2 separate regions of the Homo sapiens genome follow, and region 1 is linked to region 2. A link is a loop called in an ENCODE intact Hi-C map of the cell type or tissue named here. Cell type or tissue: right lobe of liver. All regions are shown on one strand. Each heading gives the region's core, and the rest is flanking DNA. Links, peaks and the distances in the headings are about the cores only. Region 1 overlaps INPP4A (inositol polyphosphate-4-phosphatase type I A). Region 2 overlaps ZAP70 (zeta chain of T cell receptor associated protein kinase 70).

Region 1 (15,772 bases), core at 3,897-11,896, 760 kb after region 2:
GGCCAAGGAGGGCTGGGCCTTGAAAGTGATGAGCTTGAGTCCCTGTTGGGGTCCGGGGTTGGGGGAAGGGCACAAGGTACACAGCTGGGCTTGACCCAGCCCTGCTCCTGGGAGTTCCCTCAGAGAGTGCCCAGAGCAGAAGAGTCTGTGCTGTGAGCACACCCACGGCAGCGTGCACAGACTCGAGTCCCCCAGCAGATTCTCTTGGCTGCCCTGGATGGAGATAGGGTGAAACTCTGCTGGGGAGAGCACAGTCCAGTGGAGAAGCCAATCTGATGTGGACAGATGAGCTCTGTGGCAAGTGTCCAAGGAACCAGGCTGGTGGTGCAGATGTCTGTCCCCTTCTGCTGAAGTGCTCTCTCTGTCATGCAGCTGTTCTTCATGTGTCCTCTGTCCTCTGGAAGATGACTTCCTGAGGGAGAGGCCACAGCACATATGTCTGTGTCCCCTCCCCTAGCCCCAGCCCAGGGCTCACTGAGGGTCTGTGGTGGGTCTTCAAATCTGTGCATCCTCAGTAGGAAGCATCTGCAGAAAGGAGGAGTGAGGTTTGAGAACCTGATATTCTCCTCTTACAGAAGAGGGCATTGGGGCCCAGAAAGGGCAGTGACTTGCCCAGAGTCTTGCAGCTTAGCTGGGGCATGGCTGGCTGTGGAGTCCAGCCTCCAGGCCTCCCTCTCCATGAGGTGCTCTTTCCTGCTGCCCTGAGCTGCACTTCTGCTTGCCACAGTGTGGGAGTGCCCTAGGCAGGAGAAAGGAGTGTATTGTAGGTGCAGTGTAGAGTGAGGAGGGCAGTGCGGGTGCAGTGTAGAGTGAGGAGGGCAGTGTGGGTGCAGTGAAGAGTGTGGAGGGCAGTGTGGGTGCAGTGAAGAGTGAGGAGGGCAGTGTGGGTGCAGTGGAGAGTGAGGAGGGCAGTGCGGGTGCAGTGTAGAGTGAGGAGGGCAGTGTGGGTGCAGTGAAGAGTGTGGAGGGCAGTGTGGGTGCAGTGGAGAGTGAGGAGGGCAGTGTGGGTGGAGTGGAGAGAGTGGAGGGTAGTGTGGGTGCAGTGGAGAGTGTGGAGGGCAGTGTGGGTGCAGTGTAGAGTGTGGCGGGTAGTGTGGGTGGAGTGGAGAGTGTGGCGGGTAGTGCGGGTGGAGTGGAGAGTGAGGAGGGCAGTGTGGGTGGAGTGGAGAGTGAGGAGGGCAGTGTGAGGACAGTGGAGAGTGAGAAGGGCAGTGTGAGGACAGTGGAGAGTGTTGAGGGCAGTGTGAGGACAGTGGAGAGTGAGGAGGACAGTGTGGGGACAGTGGAGAGTGTTGAGGGCAGTGTGGGTGCAGTTGAGAGTGTGGAGGGCAGTGTAGGTGCAGTGTAGAGGGGCTGACACCGTGTGGTGGGCCACCTGCTTCCCCTCCTTACTCTGGGCACTGGCCATGATGGGTTACAATGTGGTCAGGGCCTCTCAGGAGGTGCCACTCAGTGAGTGACCTCACCCGGGCCAGATGGTGACCATAAGCCGGTTGCTACCTCTGGAGTCTTGGTGGGTGGGCGGATGGCACCCAGGGTCACACAGCATTAAAAAGTGGATCCAGGCCTTTAGTATCTTGATTTTCCACTTCACCAGGTGATTGCATGAAAACATGTTGGAAAGGTAATACATGTGATTGGGGAAGATAAGTTTATTTACTGTGGGACATTTTCATAACTTCTGTTTGAGGGCATTACATATCTCACATAATTACATGCTATGAAGGTATTACCTTTGGTCTCATTCAAAAATTACAAAGTGATATATCGAGAAGAATCACCTCTCCCACTTTGCCTTCCAGTTCCTCTCCCCAGAGGCAAGCAGTTTGCCCAGCATTTTTGTGAGCCCTTCGGGGGCAGTCTGCCATATACAGACATGGACGTTTTCATACCCTCTTTCTTCTGGAGTGTGCATTCGTTTGAGCAGCTTGTTTGGAAAGCTGTATATGCAGGTTGTGAAGTCACTTTTGGTTTTGATTTCAGCCTCCCATTCTTTCCCTTTCTGCATTTGTGGTATCTAATATCACTTTGACAGCCTCAAGAGCGGCCTGTGTGTGTGGGTTTTGGTGTCCATGGTGCAGTGGGCGAGGGCCACCCGCAGCCTTCCCAGTGCTTGGTGAGGCCCAAGAGTGGATTTTGTTTTTTGAAGCAGGATTCTTACACAAAAGGACATCTCTGAAGTAGTTGGGGTTGGGAGCTTGCTTTTTGCTCTATTGTGTTGTCTTCTCTATAATGTGGAATATCTTAAAGATCCAGTTCCACCTGTGCTACGAAGAGCCCTGGGTGGGATGAGCCCACGCTGGCACCACATGGCCGCTCACCCCACAGGCATTATGGGGAGAGCCAGAGCAGGTGAATGGCCTGCCCGGGCCCTCCTGCTTGGTGAGTGACAGACAAGACCCAAACCAGGCTTCTGGCCCTAGCCCTGGGCCTTTGTTGTACCTTGATGCCCTGGGAGGCAGCAGACCCATCTCACCTGGGTGCCATCACCCTGACATTTGGCAGCCTCTCTTTGCAGATTGCCATCAGCATCAGCCTAAGTGAGGTGCAGGAATTTCATAGTTACAGGTTGGTGTTTTTTAAAAAAATTCTATTTCATGGATAAAAACATCTTCAAATAAGTTTTCTTATGCACCAAACCCATCTGGGGCCCTGGGGGATACAAAAGTTATTTTTAATTAATCACTTAATAAAAGCTTATTTGGGGCTCCTGCAGTGGCTCAGCTTTGTTAAAGATGAAGAGTTAAAGATGACTTAGGCCCTTCTCCTAAGGAGCTACAGGAGACAAGGGTGTACACTGTATCAGAAGTTTTTTTTCTTTGTGGCAACAGAAAGGGCCATGTCACAATAAGCAGAGGGTATTTATTTCTGTCTGGAAGTGGGTGAAACTTTACAGGGAAATTGCTGTTTAAATTGGTCATGTAGCATGAGTACAAATTGTCAAGCAGACAAGAACAGGAGGGGCACTCTTAAGTGGAGCGGACAGCTGAGCAAAGGCATAGAGAGGGCACTTGTGAGATGCTGTCGGGAGCAGCTTGTGAGTGTGGTACTTAGGAAGCTTGGGAGACAGAGGAGGGCCAGGAGATCCATCCTGGGTGCAACTTCATGCTGCATTCTGTGTGTGCCGAGAGCCACAGAGGGGATTTAAGCCAGGGAGTTATTAGCCCATTAGATTTACAAATTAAGAGAGACCTCTAAAACCCCATGGGCGGTGTTTCAAGTTCTGAGGTCATCTTTCTTTCTCAGCTATTTAAATTTGTCTCTTGACCAACCAGGATGACAGATGAGGTAGGAGAGGGAGCATAAGCCTTGGAGGAAAGCAAAACTATGGGTAACACAGAAGTAGTCAGAATATAGTGCAAAATACATTTAATCTGGCTGAAATTACTTGTAAAATTTAGCAGGACATTGAACATTTACAGATACTTTGTTTTTTTGCTTTAGGCGTCAGTATTACATTGCATGACCAACAATGGTTGTAGTCTCCTGCTGTTTGCTGGGGCATGCTGGGCTGTGTGGGCAGGGCTGGGGTTCAGCCACCCTCTCCCTTCTACCTGCTTTTCTCACCTGGGGTGGGGGCTTTGGGAGGAGGGGAGCAGTACTACCCATAGTGGGCAGGGATGGGCCTCTGGGGCGGGGGGAGCCTGTGTGTCCACCTTGCCTGCCACTAATTTTAAATAACAGTGTGGAATGCTGTTATAATGGTTTTTATTTTAAATTTTTTTCCACAAATGCACTATCTTCTCATTTTTTTATCAAGGCTAATCTACAAATGTTTAATCCACCCACAGGTAATCCAGATTTGATGCAGAATTTTACTGAAATCAACTCCAAATAGCTTTGTGGTAACAAGTCTTTGCAATGTGATTTTGCCTATGTTTTTCTCCTTAATGAGTCAGACTTGCCACATGAAATTTTTACCATCCCAAAACTTTTTGAAGAATTTAATTAGAATGGGTACATAGGATAATGAAGATTCACATTGTAGAAACTTTTAAAATTTGAGTTTCGATTGTTCCTGGAATTTTAATTTCTCTTATTTGGTGCTAGGTGATTCCCAGTTTTAGGGCCAGGTGTTGCCAGGACACACAAGCCAGTGATAGTTTGACTAAGCTTTAGGGTTGTATATTAAAGTAATGCCTGGCTGGATGCCCAGTCAAACTAAGACATGCTAAGCTCCACATTTGAGCAGTAATGGCCCTGTTTGCTGTCCCTCGGGAGGGTTCACACCCAGGAGCTCAGAGCAGGGACTTTCTCCTCCAGGGTGGGCCCCTCGCTCTGGGGAAGAGCTCTCCTTCACCAAGCCCCCTTTAGGTATCTGGTCTCCAGCCACAGTCAGGGAGGCTCTCAGCTGGGGTGCTGGGACCCAGCCCTGGGGTGTGTGTGGGGAGGAGCCCTGCTTGGGGGAGGGGTGGCGCTCCTGGAGACCTCTCCTGGCTCAGAGGGGAGTGATGGGCATTCTGAAGCGTGTCCAGCAGGGCCCACCTCCCTCTGCGCTCATGGTTTCCACAGTGGTTTGCCTCATTCACCATCACCTGAGAATGGCCAAGATAGCCTTGCCTCCCTTCCTGTCTTCCAGAAATTCTCATGGGGCCCTCCAGCCCGTTCTCTTCCTGGCCTGTGACGATAGCGGGTTAAGTTTGTACTTTTAACAGTAATTAACCTTCTTCAAGGCCTTGTTTGCCGTTATAAGTGTTCCCTGTTCTCTGGGTACTCACAGCCCCTTCCTTGCTGTCCTTGATCCAGCGGCATGGCCTGAGTGCCTCCATCCCCCTGTTTCTGGATGGCTAGAAGAGCCTCTGGGGTATCTGATTGTCAGATGGGCTTAGCAGGAGTGGTAGTAGTAATAGTGGCAAATACTTAAGTAGCATTTTTGTGCACTGGGCACATTTAGAGGGATTAAGTCATCTGATTCTTGCAGTAACCCCATGAAGTAGATGATTCTGTAACACCCATTTCAGGAGCAGGAGACTGAGGAGCAGAAGGTGAAATGAGTTCTCCCTGGGGACGTGTAGCGTGGCGGGTGAGCGGCAGTTGGGGTTGGAGCCCGGATGGTCTGGCTCTGGGGCCATGCACAGCATGCTGTGTGCAGCTCCCCCGCCGTCCCGTCTCCCTGAGCTGCCTGCTTCAGGCACGCTTCTTGGCTCTTTGTCCTGAATGGTGTGGTGGTACAGCTTGGTCTTCCTGCCTGGTAGGGAAACCATAGCCATGGGAGTCCTAGTACTGAGCAAGTGACTGTTCCTGACCCGTTTCCAGATTCTAGGGGCAGCTTTACAGCCTTTCTCTGAGATACTTGGACACCATGTTACCAGACCACAGCCTAACAACAGAGGATGAACCAGAGCCTCAATGTCGGCGAGTCTTGGGCCATTTTGGCTGTTGATTGCCTCTCTCCTGCCCTGTATCTCCAGGAACTGTCAACGTTGGTCTTGTAGAAACTGCTCTCTCTTTGTGAGTGAACAAGACCATGGCTGTCTCAGTCCCTCCGTTAGTGACTATCCTTGTTCAACCCAGAGTCCAGGAGTCTGATGAACAGAGGCTTTCTCCCTCTACCTCACCCTGCCTTTTACCTCTCCCTGCCCTGTGTGGGTCTTGCCCAGGAGACAGCGGTTGGATGAGGGAGGAGAGGCTAAGGGCCCCTCTAATGTGGACAGCCTGGGCCCTGCTGTGGGAAGAGAGCCACATGGCATGGATTGGAAATGGAGAGGGCAGAATTTGAGTCAGGAGGACCACCAGCAGCCGTGCTAGCTCTTGAGGCCTAGGTCTTCTGGCCTTTAAAATGGGACTGGAGTGGGAGGTGGATTCAGTGCGAGTGCAGTCCCTGCGGCCTACAACCTACTGTTATTGTGCGGTGCTGGTCTCCAAACTCCAGGTCTATTTTGTAGCCTATTGAGGAACTGCCTCTGATCTCCCTAAAATAGGATGTGCTATTTTGGACACTGCCGTAGGTGGGAGGGATGTGTGTTTAAAGCTAAAATAGAGCGCACTTTAATTTGCGGGTGTTTCCTTTTTCTTTCTCAGCCACACTGTGTTTAAGTCACAGTGTCCTCCCTCCCACCCAGGAGCACAGCCTCAGGCAGGCCCTGCTCTTGGTGGAGGCCTCGTCATGACTGATGAGGGAGGTGGCCACCAGAGAGGAGGATTCCTGTCGCTTGGGACCAGGACTGCTCCAAGTCCAGGGAGCTTTTACAAGGCTCTGTTCCTGGATGGCTTCTCTGCCGATCTGAGGTCCAGGGTGTGAGAAGCTGAGCCAGCCTTGCAGTCCAGCTGAGTGCCTCTCCACCAGACCTGCGCTGCTGTTAGAGTCAAGGCGAGGCAGGGCTGTGGGGGTAGGGGTGGCAGAGCACACCCCTGATCCCTAGTTAGTGGAGTTAACTCTGGGCACTCCCTCCCCCGACTTTCTTTGCAACAAATCATGGTGATCTCTTTTGACCTTTTTGATGGTTACCAATGTGGCTGTGAAGAGGGTCCCTGCCCCAGCTGGGGAGAATAGGGTGAATGGGAGTAGGAAGGTTGAGGGGGTGAGGGTAGAAGGGTGTGATGGATTTCCGAGAAGGTTGCAGGTATGTGTCTGTCCTATTCTGTCCTGACTTACTCTGCATTCAGTTCTAGCTGAGCATGAATGCAGCCCGCACCCATGACTTTCTGTGGTGGTGCTATTTTTCTGTTTTTTGAAAAGAAAGAGGTCCGGTTTTTTTGTAGATTGTTAGGACTTAACTGGAAATAATTGTGTAAGTCTTCAGGCATCTTTCGAAGATGGCAGGCTAGAGATAGCTACTCCAACTTGAATGCCTAGCAGTCACCTAGAAGACTTGTTCAATGCAGATACTGGGCCCTACCCACAGGGAGTCAGCCTTCATAGGTCGGGCACTTCCTCCCGGCTCCTGGGTGGTACTGCTACTGCCAGTTCACAGACCACACTTCCAGTTGCCCTAGAGTGCTTGTTCCTGTTCCACTCCCCACTCAAGATATTATTCGCTGATTTTTATCACCTTCCCCAAACTAGGCTACTTATTTTGGTGCTAATTGGTGGCACTTCTAATTTTAGAAGTGTGGGGAGGTGCTCCTGTCCCCATTTGGCTGCAGTGGTGCTGATGGGGGGTATCTGCTGTGCCTTGGGTGGGAACTTCTCCTGTGTGTGCTTCGTGAGATATCCCGAGGCTACCCTACTTTGATGAGTTGAGCAAGGTGTCTTAGAAGCCAGGCGCTGACTGCTCTATCATAATTAGAAGACAGTTAGCAATAAATACATAGTCAGTGGCATCTCTGCATGGGGATGGCTGGTTTGAAGCAGCTTGCTCCAGCCATGGGAAACAGAGTTTTGACCCTACTATTTATGAACTGACAGTGTGGGCTGCATCAGGATCTTTCCAGGTATGCCAGGAGGCACAGAACCCACGTATAACCTGCAGCCCACAGTTTCTGTGACACAGAAAGTGTGGTCAGGTGCTGGGAAATCATTGTCTCATAGATAAAACATCTGACACGCACCAGCTTTTCTGAAACAACTAATGGTTGCAAATGGAATTCGGGGTACACAGGATAGCAACAGATTTCTTCCTGTCCTTGAAGAAAACTGTCTCCTTTGTCCCTGTTTGACCAACTTCGATTGAGCTGGAGCCCTTTGTGCCTGGCCCTGGGCTGTCCCTTCTGTCAGGGTCTCTGTCTGGTACAGGGGTCAGCTCTCCCTTGGGCTGTGCACTTACCTAAAACTGCCTCCCAGACACCTAGTTTGTGACTTCCTAGAAAGCCTGAGACAGGAAGCTATTTTCTTAAGGCTTTAGAAACTGCCCCCAAACAGCACAGAATGGCAGGGTCCTGCCCCCAGGGAGTGCTGCTTGAGGTCTGTTTCCTGCAGTCAGGGCTTCCAGCCAGCTTGCTGTCCTTGCCAGCACCTCCTCTGCTGCCCGCTAGACACGGAGCCTCTGGCTGACACCCTCCCTGCCAGCCCCAGAGGCCTGCCTTCTCAGCCTCTGCTGAAACTAAAGCTTTTTTTCTGTTTCTGTAGGGCATTGGGTGGAGCCTTGCCAGGGGCTCCTGGTTCTGACTGTCTTGGGTGGGTGGGGAACTCAGCCCTGAGAGGTTGGCTCACTGAGCATTTACCATATGCTGGGCATTGGGCCAGATGTCTGTCTAGGATCAGTTTATTAATCCCCAGCTACCTGATGAGGTAATTATTATTCATTTCCATTTTGCAGAGGAGGGAAGGGATGCTCAGAGAGAGGTGGAGTGACTTACCAGATTTTTATCTGGTGCCCTATCATATGCTCTTACGACACAGAGCAGCTTTTTGCTGTAGAAAGGACTGTCGTCATTTTACCTGTGTTAGGAACATCATCACTGACTGTGGTTCCCCTGCACTGACATTCTGGGCATTAAGGGCTGAGTCTGGGCTCTTTCTCCTATGGGTGTCTGTCCTCTCACTTGGCCCCAGGCCTTGGTGACCCTCTGTGCACTGAAGGAGTAAATGACTGAGGTGGCCAGCTAGCTCCCGTGCATTTGCACACATGGTCCCTCACTCCTGGCCCCCATCCCTTGCCAGGCAGAATGTGCCCGTCTCCAGTCCCTTGCATTGCTGGCAGCCTCAGACCGGAGAGCACTGAATCTTCCACTAGCCTGTCTTCTTGCCAGCTGCAGCCCCAGGGCGCGTGTGTCCGTCTCCGCAGCCAAACTCCCCCTGTGCTGGCCTGTGGAGGGTGAGTGGGGGGCAGGGTGCCGCACACTCTGGACCCTTCCAGCCCCAGGAAGGAGTTGTGGTGCTGCACGTGCTCCATTCTCACATGCTTCTCAGGCTGCAGGCTGTGCATTACCAGTGTGCAGTTTAGGAAACTGAGGCCCAAAGAGAGCAAAGCAGCACCTGGGGACTGACCTTGAGTTACACAGGTGTGCTTCAAGTTCTTCTGCTAGTTACCTTTCAATGCCAACACTGGGGAGGGGGTGTCCTAACAAAACATAATTTAATCAGAGCACTGTGAACTTTTCCTGCATCTGACACGTCCCTCTCAAGGTGGAGGGTGTCACCACCTGCTGCCCATTGTAATCCCTCACCCCACAGAGAGGCCAGGAAGTGAACAGGAGACTTGGAGGAATGTGGACCTGGTGTGATCCTGTGTGGAGCAAGGATGTCTTCCTCTGAAAATTCCCTGGGGGGAAAGAAATGGCATACATTTCCTATACCAGTGGGGGCTTGGTCCCTTGGCACGCATAAATCGACCACTCTTGGCAGCCAGAACCCTCGCTCCTCCAGTTTTATTCTGGTTGCCTGTGGCTCTTGGATAATCCTGTGGTCTCTTTGGGGTGCTGGTTTCTTTAGGGAGCTGCATTTGGCTTAAGGCTGGCATATGTTTTAGCTATCTGAAGTGGTTTTAGATATAAAGATTCAGTGACAGAATTCTCTATATAAAATGATTATATCACATTGAGCCTCAGTAACAGATTAATGGGGAAGGAAGGATTTATTATGTTTCCAAGTGATCCAATGTGAGCAAGCAGGCTTTGTACCAGGGGAGAATTCTAAGTGCTTGTCCTCCCTGTGGAATTGTGTTTTGCAGAATCCCAGGAAGACAGGGAGGCTGTGACAGCCTGTAAATGTGATGCTCAGCTGGCCTTGAGTGTCAGCTAGCTTGCTGGTCTTCAGGGTGCTCCCTGTCCACGCACCACCTCTGGCTGGGCTTTCCGTTCTCTAGTGAAAGGTTTTCTCAGCAGCACCTTTGCCTCTCCTTCTCCCTTCATTACGAGTTTGCCATGTTGGAGTTGGATTGTTTGATGTCTTGTCCTGGCTTAACAACTCAACACTGTGTACTTTAAAAGCTCCAAGTTTAGGCTCACACCTGTAATCCCAGTTTTTTGGGAAGCTGCAGTGGGAGGATCACTTGAGGCAAGGAGTTTGAGACCAGTTTAGTTGACAGAGTAAGATCCTGTCTTTAAAATAAATATAATTTTTTAAACTTGAAATTTAAGCAGAAGCCACGTTAAAGTGGCACAGCAGGTGATGTGAGGGACCCTGTTGGGCCACCTTGCTGTAAAATGTTTTCTGTATCCTGCTTTTTTCCTCTTTGCCTTTACACCTGTGGTTCCCACATTATTGGGCTGAGACTCTGGAGATCTGGGTAAAATCCCATCCTAGAGGGACAGCAGGTTAAATCACTTTTCCTATCTTGGCCAGCTGTGGTTTAGCTTATTGGCACCAGTCAGAGCAGGGCCTCAAGGGATGTTAGGATTGGTTGCACCTGGTTCAGAATATGGGGCCCTGCAAGGAGGGCAGTCTGAAGAAGAGTGGGATTAAAAACGAAAGCAGCCAACAGAAAGGTGGGCACCTAGAGGCAGGTGCAACTGGCTGTCCTGGAAAGCAGAGAGGGGCAGCTGTGGGCCTCTGTGCAATGGCCCCTCCACTTGTCACACCTGCCAGAATGGAGGTGTCTCCCCAGTGGGCCTGTCACAGGGAGGCCAGCGACCAGCCAGTCAGTGCTGACAGTAGGCAAGTGTGGTTGACATCCAGGGATGAGCCTCTGAGCAACCCTGGGATGTGATGCAAAAAGATATATGTGTCCTCTTGCATTTAAGAGAAATGCAAAGCTTTTGATCTAAGCTTACACTTGAAAAAATTATACTTACATTGCTTTTTTGAAAATAAGTGAAAGCATAATAGAGGTTGAACATCCCTGATCTGAAAATCCAAAATTTGAAGTACTTCCAAACCTGACACTTTTTTAGCACTGACATGACCTTCAGAGGAAATGCTTATTGGAGCATTTTGGATTTCAGATTTTTGGATTAGGTGTGCTGAATCTGTACGTATATAATGCAAATATTTCAAAATCTTAAAAAAATTCCAAACCCTAACCACTTCTGGTGTCAAGTATTTCAGATAAGGGATACTCAACCTGTGCTAATAATGATTTTGGCATGTACTCTATAATAATAAAATGTTTATTAGGCAGTCCTTTATGTGAAAAATGATAGGAATAACAATACAGTGAATCGCAACTCAGCTTTAGACATTTTCATGACCAATACACTTGAAACTACATATGCCTTCCCACCTTCTCTCTAGGTTACCATTACCCCAAATTTGCTTTTCATTTTTTCCATTCATCGAATTCTTTGTGTTTTGTGACCCAGTCAGTCCTACTAGTTTTCGTGCTAGGAGACAGGAAGCAAGCATTGCTTAGTTTCACTCTTGTGATGCTTGTGGTCAGAAACAGGTATTTCTTGAAACTGGGCTTGTGGCTGCAGGGCTGCCCCAGGCGGGGCAGAGATGGTCAAGTGCAAGGTGGGGCTGCTGTGGGGCCAAGTCCTGATGGATCATGTTCCCCCCCGGTCTTGTCTTTCTAATGTCTTGCTGCATGTGGGATCTGTCGCCACTGCCAGTGGGAAGGGCAGGCTAGTCTGTGTCCATCTTTGTTGCAGAGTTGGCTTCCTTCAGGCAGGTTCATCCTACACTGAATGTCCCTGTGGTCCATGCCTCAAAACACCTCATCATTAGTATTACTTCTGAGCCCTGCCTAAACATAGCAGCGTGGACCAGCTCTCAGTCCTTTCTCTTCCTGTCCCTACCCCACCTTCCTGTTGGCTACTCTGCTCCCATGGATGGTTGAGAGGGAGACCCTCTTCTGTGTGGCTAGCCAAGGTTGCACATTGGCTGCACCCAACAGATGGACTGCATCTGTAGTCAGTCTAGTGAAGTCCGGTCTTCCTCTCCACCCTCTTGCCTGAGCCTCCACCTTTGCATAAAGAAGCTCCTGCACCCCCATCCCTCCTTGCAGATGCCCCTGCCCACACCCCATCTCTTCACATAACTGAAAGATGGCTGGTTCTCCCAGAAGAGCCAGAGGCCTCTAAATGGAGTGAGGTCCTTTCTCTGCATGTCCTGTCTCTCTCCAGAGGTGGGCTTGGAATCTCTTTCGCTTTGACCGGTGACTACCATCCCCTCCACTCCTGTCCCTCCCCTGCATCACTCCATGTTACCCCTGGCCCCAGAGGTCTCTGAGGTCCCATCACCTTCTGATGACTCTGTCTGCAGGGATGAGTCTGTTGTTACTGAGCCGCTAGCCTTCAGCTTCCTCTCCCATGGTCATTCCCGAGGCTGCCCACTCCCCCTAGTTGCCCACAAGCCTTATGAACTCCCATCTCCGTTCCTCCTGTGTGGCCTGTTCTGGTTCCCTCTCCTCCCTGTCAGGCTCACTGTATCTTTGTTTCCCATGATCCTGCAGTCAGGGAAGACCAAGCCCCAGTTACTTTCCTGATGAGCTCAAAGTCCAGAATGCAGTCACGTGACTGGGGTGGGAAGCCATGCACAGGGCCCTGAGAGGGTGTGAGGGATTCGAGGCAGCCTGTGGAAGGAGAGCCCTTCCAGCTGAGATGAATTCAGCCCCAGAGAGGCACTAAACAACCTAAGGATGGTACAGTTCCCCAGTTATTAAAATTTTGCATACTTACTATAAAGGGTTTAGTAAAACATAGTCTAGAGGAAGAAAACCAGAAAAGCATGATGTGTCCATCTCCCAGTGCTTAACATTTTTATACGTGTTCTTTTCCTCTCTCCCACTCCGCGTGAGTGCTTCTATGTCTTTATATTGGTAGATCTTACTTAGAATCTGACTTTTTCGCTTGTCAAGTTGTCATAAAACTGATTTCCATTTCAAATGTCTATATGGTATTCACATATGACGGAGCCATTATTTACCATTTCCCTGACAGGCTTGTAGGCTGCTATTTAATCTTTCAATTTATGGTATAAAATCCTTTATAGTACAGGTAATGCTGCAGTGAGCATCCTTGTCTGAGATCCCACCGAGAGTAGTGGCTTCAGTCTTCCAATCAGTGGCTTTTCTCTCACTTGGCTGGCCTCTTGAAGCGAACAGAGTGTGTGTGTGTCCTGGTAGCTGAGTAAACTCCAGCTCCGCACATCTGCTTGGCGGGGCGGTTGGGATCTAAATGAGTGTGACCTCAGCTTTTGTGGTAGTGGAGACCATCCTGATCATGCAGGGTCCTTGCTGCTTGCAGGCCCGTGGCTGCTGAAGAGCTGAAGAAATGTTACTTCTTTGTAAGAAACATTTTAGACTGAAATAAAAACCTGTTATAATCATGCGGTCTGGTTGCAGCGTGAAATATGTTCACAGTCTAAGATTCAGGTGAAAAGGCAGGATGCCAAATCTTGTGTACTTGCTGATCTTATCTGTGTAGAATATCCAAGTCAGAACTGATTTTAGTTAAGGTATCTGTGGGGGGTGGGGTTTCCCTCTCTATATTTTCCAAGCCTGCAGTAAGAGAACTATGGCAATCATCTTTCTTTTTAACATATCCAGCTTACTGCCCTAGGTTGGCCACAGTCAGATTTCTTGAAAGCCCCTAGGGCTGGGCGCAGGTGTCTGGTTGTCCCTCCGAGACTCAGGGCTCACTCTCGCTTCGGGAACACTAATGCAACTCTTCTGGTGGTGAGAACCCAGCTGAGAGTTCCTTTATTTTGTTGATTTCAGGGTGTAGGTATTTAAATATTTGAAAGTATTTTGATTTTTAAATGAGATGTGTGGGAACTTTTTTGATTCATCACCCTTGGAATGGTTACAGAGTTTTGTTTTTATAATACAAAACTTTCTTGAGGTGAATCTGTGACTGAGAAAATAGACATCTATTTGAAATATCGTGTCTAAAGTACTAAAATATTGCTGGTTGCTAACCACTTAAATTGAGTATTTTTCTTCATAAACATTAAGTTTTATTGAAAGAGTTGCTGTGATTTCCAGACACTCTTCTTTACTGCTTGTTCAAATAAGGGGAGGGGGCCTCCAGATGAAAAGGTTAAACTAGAGTCAGGCCTGCTTGAAAGTTTTGAGTCAGGACCTTCAGTGGGAGATTTGCCAGAGTCCCACACAGTAGGGCACAGGCTACTGCTTCCTTGGGTCTCTGGGAGGAGGTTTCTCCTCTCTATAATGGAAAGTTGGATTTCTAGCTTTTTTTCTGGATACTTCATGGGGTACTGTAATTGTGTTGACTAATTGATGCTCTTTCCTGGAGTCTCACTCATTAATTGGGCCCATTTCTATGGAAGGCACAAATATTGTAATGTAAGAATCAGATATATGCTGGTGATGCTGTGTGAAGCAGCAGAGCTGCTGTGAACTCTCTGGGGTCCCAAAAGTCTAGGAAGTTTGGAAAATCCTCTTCCTTGTCTAGGCCTGTGCTTCCCTGTCCTCTCTGTTTGCTTTGCTTCCTCTGTCTTTCTCCTTTCCTTGCTCTTGGTTATCTTCTGAAAGATGAGGCTTCACTTTTCCACACCTTCCTGACCCTCCCTGTCCCCAAAGCAGCGATGCATCTGAAATGGCCTAAAAAGGCGTGGAAACCCAGGGGTTCCTGTTCTGGCAGAAGTTCCTCAGTTGCCCACAGGGCCTGAGGTCTGGGGTGAGGAACACCTGGTCCAGATCAAAGAGCTTTTAGGGTGTGGGGCTGGATTTTTGCATACAGGTTACATCAGGAGTCCAGGAGTAAAATTAATTCTTAGAAGGCCAGATTACATAAAAGGCAAGGCAGAGAGGGTTCTGCAAACACTAACCGCCTCTTGGGTGTCTGATGGTACTCCTCTCATGGCCTCAGCCTGGAGGGAGCTGATGTGGGAGGAATCTGTGGGCCCTGACCTGGAATGCTGCACAGTGGCCTCTGCCAGTGACAGGGGCGGGCAAGGCTGAGTCTAGAAGCAAATGCCAGCCCACAAATGTGCAGTGATTGGCGCCTACAGAGGCCAGGGATAGCTAAGTACTGTGGAGATATAAAATGTGGCTTACCATCCTTGCTCTTAAAAGAAAAAAGGGGAAAAAAAGCAAAGACTAGTTGATTCAGAGCTAAGGTTGCTTGTTAAATAAACTTTTAAATTTTAGAATAGTTTTAGATATACAGAAAAGTTGCAAAGAGTGCCTGAAGTTCTCCCATATGATACCTCCTGCCAGGCTGTTGTTAACATGTTAATCACCATGGTACATTGTAGTGTGTTAATTGTAACCAAAATTGATACATTATTCACCAAATTCCATGTTTTATTCACATTTCCCTAGTTTTTAACCTAATTGTCTTTTTCTGTTCTGGGATTCTATCCAGGATACCATGTTATGTGTATTTGTCATATCTCCCTAGGCTCCTTGTGGTTGTGAGTTTCTCAGAATTTCCTTGTTTTTGATGACCTTGACAGTGTTTAGAGACAGAATCAATTTTTATTTTATCTTATTTATTTATTTTTTTTGAGACAAGGTCTTGCTATGTTGCCTACACTGGTCTCAAACTCTTGGACTCAAGCAATTAGCCTGCCTCAGCCTCCCAAAGTGCTGGGATTTCAGGCGTGAGCCACCATGCCTGGCCTGTCTTATTTATTTAGTCATTTATATCAATATGGACTCAATGGTTTTTTTGTTGTTGTTGTTATTTGGGTTATAATTGTCAAAGTTGAGTCAAATATAGAGACAATTCTCTGTTTTATTTGGGAAGCAAGAATTGCAGTTCTGGGCATATACACAGACTGGATGGTCTTCCATATGTCTGAAGAACAAAGAAGGTTGGAGGTTTTATAAAAAGCAGAAATGTTACCCATTGTTTTGAGAGACAGTTCATTGGTACTAGTAATGTTTCGAGGAGCTGGCAAGCTCTGATTGGTGAGTGTAAAACTATTCTTAGACTCACAGCAGCTTGTTTCAGTAGCTATTAGATAAAACTGGTTTCAGGTCACAATAGGCAGTTTCAGCAGCTGGACTTGCGGAGAATTACCTTCCTGTGGCAGTGTTACGTG
Region 2 (14,532 bases), core at 2,145-10,144:
GTAGGAGGAGGTGGGGCGGTGAGGGGCTGGGGCCCTGCTCCTGCAGAGCCTTGGATGGGGACATGTCAAGCCTCTGGCTGGGGGGACATGCGGAGCCTCTGGCTGGGGAGACATGCGGAGCCTCTGGCTGGGGGGACATGCGGAGCCTCTGAGCCTCTGGCTGGGGTGACATGTGGAGCCTCTGGCTGGGGGGACACGAGGAGCCTCTGAGCCTCTGGCTGGGGGGACACGTGGAGCCTCTGGCTGGGGGGACATGTGGAGCTTGTGCTGCTCCTGCCCGCTCCCACCAGGTCCAGTGGCTTTGGTGTGATACCTCTGCTCTGACGATGGGCATGTAATGGGGGCTTCTGATGCCCAGGGAATGTTCTGTGAAACAGTAGACCTTCAAGGCTTTGCTGAATAGGTGTGGGAATTAAGTGACGCTGAAAGAGGTCCTTCCATGTGGTCTTCTCGGAGCCTTTAATGTGCTTTTCACAGCATTTGAAACTGTATTTGACCCCTTGACTCTTTTTTCCTTTGAAGCATGTTTGGGGAATCTGATCTCTCTGGAACAGCTGTAATCTAGCACTGCCTTTACCCAGGGAGGCTGGGTGAATGGTGGGATTCCAGGCAGGTCCTTCTGACCAGGCTCCAAGGCTTCCTCCCATCATCCTCCCAGGGCCTGGGCTGTGAGTGTGGGGCAGGTGCCCCGTGGCTGCTCTGCTGTGATCTCTGTGCTGTGATCCAGGGGCTGTAAGTTCTGGGAAGGCCAAACTAGGATCTCTGAACTGTGAGCTCAAGAGGAAGCTGACTGGGGTCAGCCTAGGGAGAACCATAGGCCAGGCTTGGGGAATGAACAGGCTCACTGGGGACTGAGGGACGCGGCTCCTAACCCAAGTCCTGTCCGTCGGGATGGCCCAGGCAGGTCGAGGGCTGGGGTGGGTCTCATGGTGGGTGTGTCTTCTGGGAGGGCCACGAGTCTGCAGGGACACAGCTGAGAACAGAAACATTTGATCCCCTGCCTGGGGTCTGGGGTCACCCCGGGGAGCTCTAGATCGGTGCAGCTCACTGACAGCAGACACTCCGGCTAGCCGCTGCGTGGCAAATGCTCCCACCTCTTGCCCCCGGACTTTTCATCTCTGCCACCTCTGCCCACCTTCTCTGGCCTCCCCAGCATCTCTGGCCATGGGGTCCCTGGGAACTTGGGCCCCATGTTTTACTAGTGAGGACAGTCCAGAAAGGCCCCAGGGGTGGAAGAGGAGGCGCCCACCACCCGACCTGTGTGTGTGGGGTGGTGCTTGTGATTACCGTTGTCCTTGTGGGCAGTGGGACAGGGAAGCTGGGACGCAGCCGAGATGCACAGGAAGAGAGCCTGCCTCTGGGACTCCTTAGCCTCGGGTCATGGATGGCAGCCCTGGGCTGGGCACTGAGCCTCCCTCATCTCCTCTTCTGCCCTAACCCACTTCTAGCTACCCAGGCTGCACCTGCGGCCACGTGGGGAGGAGCTTCTCAAACTGTGTTGGCGACAGTTTCCTGCCACAGCTTCCTGCCCCAGAGACCAGCTTTGCTACTCTGCACCCATGGTCCTTGGACAAGCCCTCAGTTTTCTGCCTCATCCTGCATCCTCATGCTTTATGGGAGTGGCTCCATGAGTCTTCAAGGATGGGCTGGCTGGGTTGGAGAAGATGGAGGGGAGAGGGAAGGGTGCACTAGGTGGAGGGTGCTGTGTGGATGAAAGTATGAACATCCATTTGAAGGAAGGCAAGTAGCACAGCTCAGCTGGGGCAGAGGGCTGGGGAGATCCAATGCAGTAGCCATTAGGGTCTTGAGCAAGGGAGGCCTTGGGGAAGAATTGCCAAGGAGCAACTTGCAGACTCTGGGGCTCAGCTCTGTGGAAATAGACTGTGAGGTTCAGCCAGCCACAGGCAGCATGAGCATGCCATCTGGATCTTAGGTTGGTTGTATTAATGGAAACAGTTGGTGGAGATCAAAGGAGATGATGCCAGCACCAACCGACCTCAGTCGGGCGAGAGATCTGGGCTCTGGGAGAGGTGGGTGTGGCAGCATGTACAGCTACTGACAGGATGACCCAAGTAAGGGGACGGGGGTGGGGGAAGGAGAGTGAGCAGGATGGTCAGAGGGCAGAGGCAAGCCAGGGAGTTTGTGAAGGACCAGAGAGGTCTGTGGGGCTCAAGCAGGAGGGAGGAGTCATAGGTGTCGGCCATTCAGGGGGCCCAGGATTGAGGAGGTCACAGAGTGCTTGTCTGGTGCCTACAGACTGCCAGGGGTGCTATCAGTGCTGGAGAACAGCCTGGGGGGGGGGCGCAGACCAGGTCTGGCTGAGAGGCTGGGAGTCAAGGACATAGGGACAGGAGTGTAGACAGCCCTTAATCACTTTTCCTATTTTCATTAGCATTTTTAGTGTCCATTGTGTCTGTATCTTCCAGTTCCTTTCCCCCTTAATTAAAAATTTGGGGTATAATTTACATGCAATAAAATTTTTATATCATTTTAGTGAAAAATTCTGAGATTTGACAAATGCATACAGCCCAGAGACTACCACCACATCAATCAAGATACAGACTATTCCCCCAAATTCCGTCCTGCCCTCTGTCGTCACTCCTTCTCCGGCCCCCAGCACCCAGCAACCTCTGGTGCGTTTTCCGTCCCTATAGTTGTGTGTGGAATCACACAATTCGTAGCCCTTGGAACCTGGTTTCTTTCATCCAGCCTGAGGCCTTTGCGATGCGTTTGCGGAACTGCGTGTCTCCGTATGCTGTTCCACTTACCGCGGAGTAGAATTCCACTGTAGGCATGTCCCACAGTGTATCTTATTCATCTGTTGGGAAACATGTAAGTTATTCCTAATTTTTGGCAACTGTGGCTAGTACGGCTATAAATGTTCCTGTGTAGGTTTTTGTGTGAATGTAAATTTCCATTTCTTTAGAGTGAATACCTAGGAGCCTTCATGGGTTTTTTTGTTTTGTTTTGTTTTGTTTTGTTTTGAGATGGAGTTTTGCTCTGTTGCCCAGGCTGGAGTGAAGTGGTGCGATCTCGGCTCACTGCAACTTCCACCTCCTGGGTTCAAGCGATTCTCCTGCCTCAGCCTCCTGAGGAGCTGGGACTACAGGCGCCCACCACCACGCCCGACTAATTTTTTTGTATTTTTAATAGAGACGGGGTTTCACCATGTTCGCCAGGCTAGTCTCAAACTCCTGACTTTAGGTGATCCGCCTGCCTCGGCCTCCCAAAGTGTGGGCCACCGGGCCCAGCCATTAATTTTTGTATCTTAATGGAGACGGGGTTTCACCATGTTGGCCAGGCTGGTCTCAGACTGCTGGCCCCATGTGATCCACCCGCCTTGATCTCCCAAAGTGCTGGGATTACAAGCGTGAGCCACTTCGCCCAGCCGCTTCATGACTTTTTAAAAACACTCTTGTGGAATGGTGACCTTTTTCTCCAGGTGGAGCCACAAATGCAGTCCCTTATGAATCTCTGGAACACCCACCTGTCTGTAACTGTTGGGACATCCAGGACCCCCCTCAAGCTTGGCCCTCCCAACCTCACTGTCACAATCAATCGGGTTACAGTGCAGATCCTGGCCCCTCCTCTAGCTACTCTGACCCAGACTTCACCTGATTCCCATTCCAGTACCTTCCTTTCAGCTCCAGAGCCCATCTCTGGACACCCAGGGCAGAGGGAGCTTTCACAAAAGCATTCATTTTACCCCTTGGTTGCATTTGCATAACTAAGAAGGGCACTCAAAGTCAATTCTCCAATGCAAACTTATGCCTGAGTAGCCTTGCTGGGCCTATGTTAGTAGAGAAACAACTCAGAACCGCTATGGAGAGGTATTTTTTCCCAACATTCTATGAAAACTTACAAATATGCAGAAAATAGAAAGAATTAACTGTACACCAATAACTCACCTGCTAGATTCTCCAGTTTATGATTTGCTATAATTGCTTTATCACATACAGTTGATCAACACTGCGGAGTTCTTATTTGTGAGTTTGCCTACTTGTTAAATTTATCTGAAACCCTAAAACCAACATGGCACTTTTGTGGTCATTCTCAGACATACAGAGTGGCAAAAATATGAATCACTCGATACACATTTTCCCACCGAGGCTGCACAAGGCAAACACTCTCATGCTGCAGATAAGTGTCTTTTTCATGTTCTTTTTTTTTGAGACAGAGTCTCACTCTGTCGCCCAGGCTGGAGTGCAATGGCGTGACCTCAGCTCACTGCAAGCTCTGCCTCCTGGGTTCATGTCATTCTTCTGCCTTGGCCTCCCGAGTAGCTGGGACTACAGGCGCCCGCCACCATGGCTGGCTGATTTTTTTTTTTTTTTTTTTTTTTTTGTATTTTTAGTAGAGACAGGGTTTCACTGTGTTAGCCAGGATGGTCTTGGTCTCCTGACCTTGTGATCCACCCGCCTCGGCCTCCCATAATGCTGGATTAGAGGCGTGAGCCACCGCAGCCGGCCAATCTTTTTCATGTTCTATTTGGTGGTGCCACATATTTTGTTTTTTTATTTTATCTTTTTTTTTTTTGAGATTGCTGTCTCGCACTGTCGCCCCAGCTGGAGTGCAGTGGCAGTGGCGCGATCTCAGCTCACTGCAACCTCCGCCTCCCAGGTTCAAGCAATTCTGCTTCAGCCTCCCGAGTAGCTGGAATTACAGGCACCTGCCACCATGCCCGGCTAATTTTTTGTATTTTTAGTAGAGACGGGGTTTCACTGTGTTGGCCAAGATGGTCTCGAATGCCTGACCTTGTGATCCACCTGCCTTGGCCTCCCAAAGTGCTGGGATTACAGGCGTGAGCCACCACGCTCGGCCTATTTTATCTTTTTAAAGACAGAGTTTCGCGCTTGTTGCCCAGGCTGGAGTGCAGTGGCCTGATCTCGGCTCAATGGAATCTCCGCCTCTTGGGTTCACGAGGTTCTCCTGCCTCAGCCTCCCAAGTAGCTGGGATTACAGGTGCCCGCCACCACCTCTGGCTAATTTTTTGTATTTATGGTGGAGACGGGGTTTCACCATGTTAGCCAGGCTGGTCTCGAACTGCTGGTCTCAAGTGATCCACCCGCCTTGGCCTCCCAAAGTGCTGGATGACAGGCATGAGCCGTTGCACTCGGCCTCACATATTTTGAATGTTTGTGCTTTTTGTTGGTGATTTCAGTGGTTGACATGGCCCCCAACCATAGTGCTGAAATGCTATCTAGCATTCCTAAGGGCAAGAATGCTGTATGTGCCTTATGGAGAAAACATGTCAGATAAGCTTATAGTTATAGTGCTGTTGGCTAAGAGTTCAATGTTAGTGAATCAACCATGTCTATTAAATAAGGTGCCTTTAAACAGAAACTCACAAAAAAACAAGGTTATGTCTTGATCAGTTGATGAAAATGTAAACAGTTTCCTAGGAACCTAACTCTGTATTTCCCCTAGGAGGGATAGTTCTATATTGCTAATTCAGTGTTTTCGTTGACTTTATAGAACTGCAGAGAATGACAGAAATCAACTGTGTCTATCTGGCTGTCTATCCTTTTATCCATCCCTCTCGCTCTGTTCGTCCATCGGTCAGTGTTATTTTTGGGATGCTCTCAAATTAGATTACAGTCCTCAGTTCCCATCACTCCTAAACATTTCTGCAAGCAGATCGTTACCTAGGGTTCAATATTTTATGTTTCTTTTTTAATTGAGGGAGGGCAAATACAATGGAATGAACACATCTTAAGTGTACATTCTCTTAGTTTTCGGAAAATCAGACACTTGCATAACCCAAGCCCTGTGAATATACAGGACGTCACCATCACCCCAGAAAGTTGAGGGCAGGCAATTTTAAGTTATCTGCCTTACCAGATATCCATCTGTCTAAATAGCCTTAATTCCTCCTCCCCTCAATCACACGTTTTGTTTAATAGCTGTATCAGAGTTCACTTTGAGATTAAACCCTAATGCATTTAACCAGTCCCCTAGGGATGGATATTCCAATTAGCGTATGCTCTGTAGAAACTTGCCAAGGAAGGCAGAGGGCAGGGCGAGGGGTGCCTGCTAAGGCCGAGGGGAAAGGGTCAGCGGAAGGGACAAGGGAGGCTGAGGGGTAGGGCCCTTGGGTGAGCAAAGCTGGGTGCGGCCTCAGGGCCTCTGCGCATGCAGTCCTCTCTGCCTGATGCGCTGTCCCGCGCGCTTTTTGAAAAGTTGGCTCCTCCTCCTTCAGCTCTCCCTTCAAATGCTAGCTCCTTGGAGAAGGTGACCATCCTAGCTAGAGCCACCTCTTCTCTCTCTTAATGTCACTCCACTTATTTCCTTTGTAATGCTGACCTCAATCTGTAATTATTATTTTTGTTTCTTTCTCAGTTTATCTCACGGCTCTCCCTCCTTAGAGTGTTGCCTTCGGGAGGACGGGGTGGGACCGCGCCTGCCTCAAGCGTGCATATCCCCAGCACCGGGCCTGAAACACAATAATTCAGCACGTGGTTGGGACATGAAGAGATGGGTACAGGTGTGGGTGCTTGGGGACCAGTTGGCGTGCTTGGGCGTCCACATAATGTCTCTGGAAAGTCAGATGGGGGTTTGGGACTTCTCGATCTGTGCCCAGCAGGCTGCGGCTTCTCTCCAGGTTGACTCTGGCACAGAGCAGGCTCTGCCCCCTTGGCGAGCTCAGTCTGCGGCACTGATGCCCTCCACTTGGCGTCTCTCGCGCCGTCTTTGGGCCCAACGCACCAGGTTCAGGAAGGCCCTGACGTGCCTCCGACCCTCTGTGAACCCGCAGGTTTCGGGAGGCCCAGGGGCGATGCCAGACCCCGCGGCGCACCTGCCCTTCTTCTACGGCAGCATCTCGCGTGCCGAGGCCGAGGAGCACCTGAAGCTGGCGGGCATGGCGGACGGGCTCTTCCTGCTGCGCCAGTGCCTGCGCTCGCTGGGCGGCTATGTGCTGTCGCTCGTGCACGATGTGCGCTTCCACCACTTTCCCATCGAGCGCCAGCTCAACGGCACCTACGCCATTGCCGGCGGCAAAGCGCACTGTGGACCGGCAGAGCTCTGCGAGTTCTACTCGCGCGACCCCGACGGGCTGCCCTGCAACCTGCGCAAGCCGTGCAACCGGCCGTCGGGCCTCGAGCCGCAGCCGGGGGTCTTCGACTGCCTGCGAGACGCCATGGTGCGTGACTACGTGCGCCAGACGTGGAAGCTGGAGGTGAGAGCGCAGCCTGGGGCGCGGGGTCTGGAGGGGCGTGGCCGAAGAGGGGCAGTCGAGGGTTTTGGGGGGATAGGAGGGAGGAAAAGGTCGTCTTCCCCATTCAGTCCCCTTTGGAAGCTGGAGAGGTGGGGCACTGGTTGGGGAAGAACCTGAAAGGAGGCCTCAGAGGCAGGGGCTCCGTGGTGGCGGTCGCCTTCCGCAGGCTGAGCGATGCTATGGTGCTCTACTATGCCAGATGGGAAGGTAGAGGGACGCACTGGGCCGGGCGAAGGCGAGGCTTGGAATGGGGGCGGGGCTGAGAGGAGGGTGCGCGGGGCTAGGGTGAGCCCTTAGGGTAGGGTGGCTGTTGGGGAAGATGGGCAGTAGTCGTCCACAGCCTGAGTGACACCACCATGCACAACTACCTGAATTAGGTCTTCAAGCTGGAGATGCGCTTGGGGCCGCGCTGGAAGGTGGGGGTGGTTCCTCCCTAGCTGGATTGGGGAGGGGACCACGGAGATGGCGCGGAGGTAGTCCTCGAAAACCTGCCTAACACGCGCTAGGGACGCCTGGGTGGGGTGGGGAGTCCTCTGGGACAGGGCTCCCGGAAGGGGGTTCCTGTGGCGAGCACTTGGCCACACCTACAGACCTCCTCGCCTCTCCTTTTCTAGGGCGAGGCCCTGGAGCAGGCCATCATCAGCCAGGCCCCGCAGGTGGAGAAGCTCATTGCTACGACGGCCCACGAGCGGATGCCCTGGTACCACAGCAGCCTGACGCGTGAGGAGGCCGAGCGCAAACTTTACTCTGGGGCGCAGACCGACGGCAAGTTCCTGTATGTGGGGCCCGGGATTTGGGTGCGGTGAGGATTGGGGCTCGTTGGCAGGGATCCTGGGGACTGGGGCAGACGTGAGTGTGCAGTTGGGCCGTAAGGGTGTCCCTGTGCTCACATGTGCAAGTGGGTTGTGTGTTTCTGATGTGCAAAGGGACTTGCACATGGGGAAGTAGAGGTAGTGACTAGGAAAGCCTCCAGACTCGGTCCCTTGGCCTGGCTTGGAATCCCGCTTCCGCCACCTGCTGGCTGTGGCCCTTGGGCAAGTAGCGGACTGTGGTTGCCTGCCTCAGTTTCCCCTCCTTCAATCAACAAATATTTACTGAATACCTACTGTGTACCAGGCACTGAGCACACGGCAGTGAGCCAAAAAGACACAGTGCCTGTCCTCATGGGGCAGGTAGACAAGAAAAGGAATCAATAAAATAGAGACCCTGTCAGATGGTGGTAAGCGCCGTGTGTGCAGGTGGGGAGGCGGTTGCAATTTTAGATTAGGTGGTCAGAAGAGGCCTTCCTGAGAAGGTGACTTCTGAGGAAGGGAAAGAAGCTGAGGAGTGAGCTGTGCAGCTTTCAGGGGGAAGGGTGTTCCTGGAAAATGCAATGGCAAGTGCAAAGATCAGGAGGCAGGAGTCTATTTGGCGTGTTCCAGAAACATTGTGGAGGCCATGTGCCTGGAGCTGAGTAAGTGAGGGGGAGAATGGGAGGAGGTGAGGGCAGGGCGGGGACTTTAGCTTTTCCCCCAAGTGAGGTGGGATCCCCGGGAGAGTGTTGAAGCAGCCCCCTCTAACTGTCCTGTGGTTGACAGCAGTACCTCCCCTCAGGATCCTCTATGAGGATTACATGAATTAATACGTGTGAATCGAGAGTATGGTAACTGACATAGGAAAAATGCGGTAAATGTTAGCTTTTATATGTGGGTGAACGTGCGTGTCTGAGCCACAGCTGAGGCCATGTAGCTATTTGTGAGTTTGTTAATGTGAAAAAAATCTCTGAAAATCTCTTTTTAAAACTCTGCTGAGTGTTTGACAGCCCTGCTGGGGCTGTTGCTCTCTGGTTTGGACACGGGATCTTTTCTGTAACAGATGGTATCCAGGTGCAGCTGAGGTCACTCAGGCCTCAAGACACAGATAAATTGGTGCTGCCTCTTTCCCATGACCTCAGGAAGCCCAGTGTTTTCCCCCAAGAAATCTGTGGGGACAATTCTTGGGCCTTCCTTCTCGTGAGTGCTTCTTGGCCTGAGCCCCTGCCCAGCAGATCCCTTGGGTCATCTGCCTCCCCCAGGGCTGTTTCCTCTCCTGAGGTCAACCCACTTGGAGGAAATGACCACATCCCTTGATTTTCCTCACCCATGTGAAGTTTCTGTAGATTGCCTGCAGGCCTCTTGCAAGATGCAGCTCCCTCTCCAAGATTCTGTTGTGGGCTGATAAAATAACTCTTTTCACCCTACCATACAGATTCAGATTTAGGCTGTAAATTGGAGTGGAGTTTCCAAGGCTTCTGAGGGAGCTCTTAGATACATGTTGCACGTAATACTCAGTTGCCGGCACAACTTCTGAACAGGACAGGGCTGTTTTCTCTAAGAGGAAACCTTTGCATTTGTATCAGTTAGCTTTTGCTACATAACAAGCAGCCCTAAGATTTATTGGCTCAAAATGACAGTTTATTGCTCTTCATGATTCTGTGAGCTAACTAAGCAGTTCTGGTTTGGGTCATCTAGGCTGGGCCTGAATAGGCTGGGATGGCCACACTCACATGACTGGCCATTGGCTCAGTGTCACCTGGGTGATGGGGATGAGCTGGCCCAGTGCAGCCATCATCCAGCAAGCTAGCTGAAGCTTGTTTGTGTGGTGGTGGTGCAGGGTTCCCAAGATCAGTCAGAGAGGACAGGGCAAGTTCAAGCCTTTGTTTGTGTAATGTCACTGATGTCCTAATGGACAAAGCAAGTCATACGACCAAAACCAAAGTCACTGTAGGGAAGGGATTCCTTAAGGGAGAGGAATGCAGGGAGCCATTTTTGCAAACGGTTGGTCGTAGGATTGGATGAAGCAAGTTGTCGTGAAGGTATGGGCATTGTGAACATGGGTGTTGGGGGCTGTCTCTCTTTCCTTTTGGACTGTCAGCCTGAGGGCAGGGCCTGCCCTGCTGCATCTGGAGGGCTCCATCTTGCAGTACATGGTGATGGCTGGTCCAGGTATTACCCACCTTCCTCCAGATGTTGCATCACCCCACCCCAGGTGTGACCCTCGCCAAGATGTTAGTAATGTTTGCTCCCACGTTCTCACATGCTCATATCCCCCTCGTCCATTACATGCTACCCCAGGTGCCTGAGAGTCCAGGGGCTCTCCCCAGGCTGGACACGCGAAGAAGGCTCTAAACCCTTCCTATTGATGTAGCTGATTCTTTCCTTCCGTCTCTGCTTTCTCTTTCATAAAATGTAAATTCATCTGTCTTCTTTGATTTTATAATCTGAGTTTCTTCTCTGTTTTCCCCCTACATCCCCAATGTAGCTTTTCATCCCCACCATCTCTGCCTCTCTTCTGTCTCAGTTTTCCTTTCTTCTTCTCTCTTTCCCTCCCCACCCCCATCTCTCTTCCTCATCTTGCACTCACACACACACATACAGGTCATGATTCTGCCACTCCAATGGCTTAAAAATTTCCCCCAGATTCCCTAAAGCCTCCTGAGAGTGGCAGAGGATTCTAGGGGGTGGGAGAGTGAGAGAAGGGTTGAGCAGGTGGGATTTGGGCCCCTGTTCCAGCTTGAATGACGACAGCCGCTCAGCTTTGATCTGTTTGCTATCTTAGGCTTCCACACACAATGTTGTGTGGCAGAGGTTTCACTGCCCAAAGGAAAAGTTCAAACAGTTTTTGTGTAACACAGCAGAGCTCATGACAGGCTTAGAGTCAACCAGTCTGCTGAGATTAGAGGAGTCTCAGGAGAGCCAGGGCCAACAGCTTTAAGCAGCTGTCTGTGCATTGCATATCAAACTGGCGTGCAGTCTCCCAGGCAAATAGGACAAGCGTTGGCGGTGGGAGGGTGTGGCTAGGAAGGAGAGATGCCCAGCATCTGGGCACAGCATAGAGCGTGTGGCTGGCAGTGAGGTCCACAGCTGGCACAGTGGTATGAGGACAATGACTCATTCTGGGTAAACGTCAAGAGACGAAGCAGCTACAAAGAGCCAGGCTCCTGGAAAATTAGGCAAGGTACGCTTTGGACAGAAACTGTGAGAGCTTCTTCTTGTGGTTCCTGTAGTCTATAACTGCTTTCTCAGGGCTTGGGGTGTGAGAGAAAGACACGTGCTACTCAGGCCTAGAGTGAAGACCAGGACCACGCCTACCATTGATCACAGTTCATGGTTGCCGAAGAACAGATTTAATTGTACCCAGGGCTGTGCACTGCCAATGCTGGCTTGTTTCTGTGTTATTGGCAGCAATTTTATGGAACCGGCTGATTCGACTTTAAAAGAAACTTGTCCTGGAAAGGGCCTTTAAGAGAGTACATTGTCAAGTGTTTCTTTTTTTGAGACAGAGTCTTGCTCTGTCACCCAGGCTGGAGCACAGTGGTGCAATCTTCGCTCACTGCAACCTCTGCCTCCCGGGTTTAGTGATTCTTCTGCCTCAGCCTCCCTGAGTAGCTGGGACTATAGGCGTGCACCACCACGCTTGGCTAATTTTTGTATTTTCAGTAGAGACAGGGTTTTGCCATGTTGGCCAGGCTGGTCTCGAACTCCTGACCTCAGGTGATCCACCCGCCTTGGCCTCCCAAATTGCTGGGATCACAGGCGTGAGCCACCGCGCCTGGCCTGTCAAGTGTTTCTTATCCTCTCCTGGACTGCAGACCTCTTTGGAATCCTACTGACTGCTCCTTTCACAATCCCCCAAAGCATATTCACCTCAAAGACTTTGCAGACAGTTATATGAGATCATGGTTGGTCCTGAACCTCGTCCTTAGAACCCTTTTCAGGTCAAGAAGTTATGATTTAGACCAGTTACCTCATTTTATACATAAGGAAACCGAGGCACAGCGAGGATAAGCAGTTTATTCAGGGTTTCACAGATAATCTGTGACAGAGCTGGGTGTTAGTCCTAGGTAGCAATTAACTGTAGAGTCAGAAATGCATTTGAATCCTGGCTCCCCCTCCTATCTCTTACCAACTCTGCAATTTAGGCAAGATACATAATCTTGTGCCTCAGTTTCCTCATCTGCAAAATGGAGATAACAATAGTGCCTACTTTGTGGGGAGTGCTGTGATTATAGGACAAATATGTGAGGAATTTAGAACCAATATCTTAATAAATAAATTGTAGCCCTTTTGTTTTGTTTTGTTTACAATCGTGAACCAGAGACAGATGTAGCTCTTATAGGTTCTATGTATTATTTTAAGAGCAGAGATACAAGTTGATTTTTTAGCCTGTACTTCTGGCTTAAGTGCAAGTTCCAACTGCAAGAACAAAGAACTGCCACTACCTAGCATTTTTTTTTTTTTTTGTAAATCAAGTAGAACTTATGGTACTGAAATATATGTGGTGATAACACCAATGTCTTAGCTTTTGTGGTTATTATCTGGGAATTTGCAGCTGCTCTTTATGAACTCACACATCTCTTTCCAAAGAGTGTATTGGTTAGCTTTTGCTGTGTAACAATGTGCTGTATTCATACCCTGAAATGTAGTGGCTTAAAACAATGGTCATTTACAGCCAAGTGTGATGGCTCACACCTGTAATCCCAGCACTTTGGGAAGCTGAGGCAGGCGGATCGTCTAATGTCGGGAGTTTGAGACCAGCCTGGCCAACATGGTGAAACCCTGTCTCTACTAAAAATACAAAAATTAGCTGGGCATGATGGTGGGTGCCTGTAATCCCAGCTACTTGGGAGGCTGAGGCAAGAGAATCACTTGAACCCAGGAGGTGGAGGTTGCAGTGAGCCAAGGTTGCACCATTGTACTCCAGCCTGGGCAACAAGAGCAAAACTCTGTCCCAAACAAACAAACAAACACCGATCATTTATTCACTCTTGTTTTGCTTGGCAATTTGGCTGGTTGCTTGGTAATTTGGGCTGAGTTCAGCTGGGTGCCTCTTCTGCTGGGTTTTTGAGCTTACTCATGTGGCCACAGCCAGCTGGAAGATTGGCTGGAGCTGGATGGTCTCTGGGATGGCCTCACTCACATGAATGGCTATTGGCCACTCATGTAGGGTGCCTTGGTTCTCCTCCATGGGCCTTCTCTAGCAGGCTAGCTTGGACTCATTCCCATGGTATTTGGAGAGCTGCCAGGAAAAGCAAGAGAGGGCAGGCCAACCTCAATGTTCAACCATTTTTCAAGCCTCTGCTTGTGTCATGTTTGCTAATGTCCTGTTAGCAAGGCACATGGTCAAGCCCTGATTCAGAAGACAGAGGAGGAGGCCCCACCTATTGATGGGAAGAGCTCCCTAATATTGTGGCTGTTTTCCCCCAGTATTCCACATGGAAGTTTAAATAAACAAATAAGGAGGAAATTATTAGTTCTAGAAGAAAGAATGAAAGAGACAGACAGACTTGGTGGCTCACGCCTGTAATCCCAGCACTTTGGGAGGCCGAGGCAGGTGGATCACGAGGTCAGAAGATTGAGACCATCCTATCTAACACAGTGAAACCCCATCTCTACTAAAAATACAAAAAATTAGCTGGGCGTGGTGGTGTGCACCTGCAGTCCCAGCTACTTGGGAGGCTGAGGCAGGAGAATGGCATGGACCCAGGAGGCAGAGCTTGCAGTGAGCCGAGATCACGCCACTGCACTCCAGCCCGGGCTGTGGAGCGAGACTCGGTCTCAAAAAAAAAAAAAAAAAAAAAGAGACAGAGGAGGGGAGATGGGAGGTTTGCTGTTTGCTGGTGAGTGGCTTGGCATGGAGTCTCTGTTGTCAGTTTAAAACTTCAGGTTGTGACCCTTAGGAGGTGTTTTCACTTCTCACAGTCCCTGGAGACCATCACCTCCAGGCCAGCCTGCCACCTGCCTCTGACTTCCACAGCTCTGAGACCCCCAGGGCCAATAGCCCTCCCTCCTCACTGGAAAGCTGCACTTAACAGGAGCTTGTGCCAGTGACTCAAAATAGAAATGTTTTGTGGGAGATGTTGACTGGTGTCACTGCGGGGTTTCACGTGACGGCGCTGCATCTGCTGTCCCAGCCTACTGTCTCTGTGGGATGTTTGTTTCCTAATTTGTGGTGGGTTCTCTTCCTTGCCCTTTTGTGTGCCCTCATTGCCCCCGCCCTGATTTCCCATCTCTCCATGTTATCTCCAGACTGTTGTGGGCTAGCCTGGGAACTGCCCCACCCTTCACTGCACTGTACTTCGGGGAACGTGCTGTCCAGGAATGGAGAGGATGGTCACAGCTGCACCTCTCTCCCTCACTCAGGGGACATTTCCTAAGGAAGGGCCTTATTGCAAGGTGGGCCCATGGCTGCCTTGCTCACTGCCATATCCCTGCGCTGAGAACAGTGCCTGGCCTGTCAGTAAAGACTTGTCCAGTGAATGAACATCCACAGGCAGGGCCAGGCCTGGTCTGAGAATT

Evidence for each region. Peaks named below come from ENCODE experiments on the same cell type or tissue, not always from the same donor. Only the 100,000 strongest peaks of a DNase experiment are listed, where the experiment ranks them.
Region 1: it touches region 2 in a loop (6-fold over the local background); 2 of 110 quality-filtered maps call a loop at or near these places.

Annotation. Positions count from the first base shown.
Region 1 is chr2:98,472,184-98,487,955 of GRCh38, forward strand. The region is part of intron 1 of INPP4A (inositol polyphosphate-4-phosphatase type I A); the gene reads left to right. Among named protein-coding and RNA genes, the nearest start is that of INPP4A, 35 kb to the left of the region's middle. RefSeq lists an enhancer at 11,046-11,165. In right lobe of liver, for the core only: no CTCF peak of the experiment used is centred there; a DNase peak (open chromatin) is centred at 7,898.
Region 2 is chr2:97,717,262-97,731,793 of GRCh38, forward strand. ZAP70 (zeta chain of T cell receptor associated protein kinase 70) reads left to right here. Exons shown (of 14, transcript NM_001079.4): 3 at 6,755-7,177; 4 at 7,831-7,991. The coding sequence starts at 6,776. Among named protein-coding and RNA genes, the nearest start is that of ZAP70, 11 kb to the left of the region's middle. RefSeq lists enhancers at 1,574-1,723, 7,012-7,602. In right lobe of liver, for the core only: no CTCF peak of the experiment used is centred there; no DNase peak of the experiment used is centred there; H3K27ac peaks cover 264 bases; H3K27me3 peaks cover 193 bases.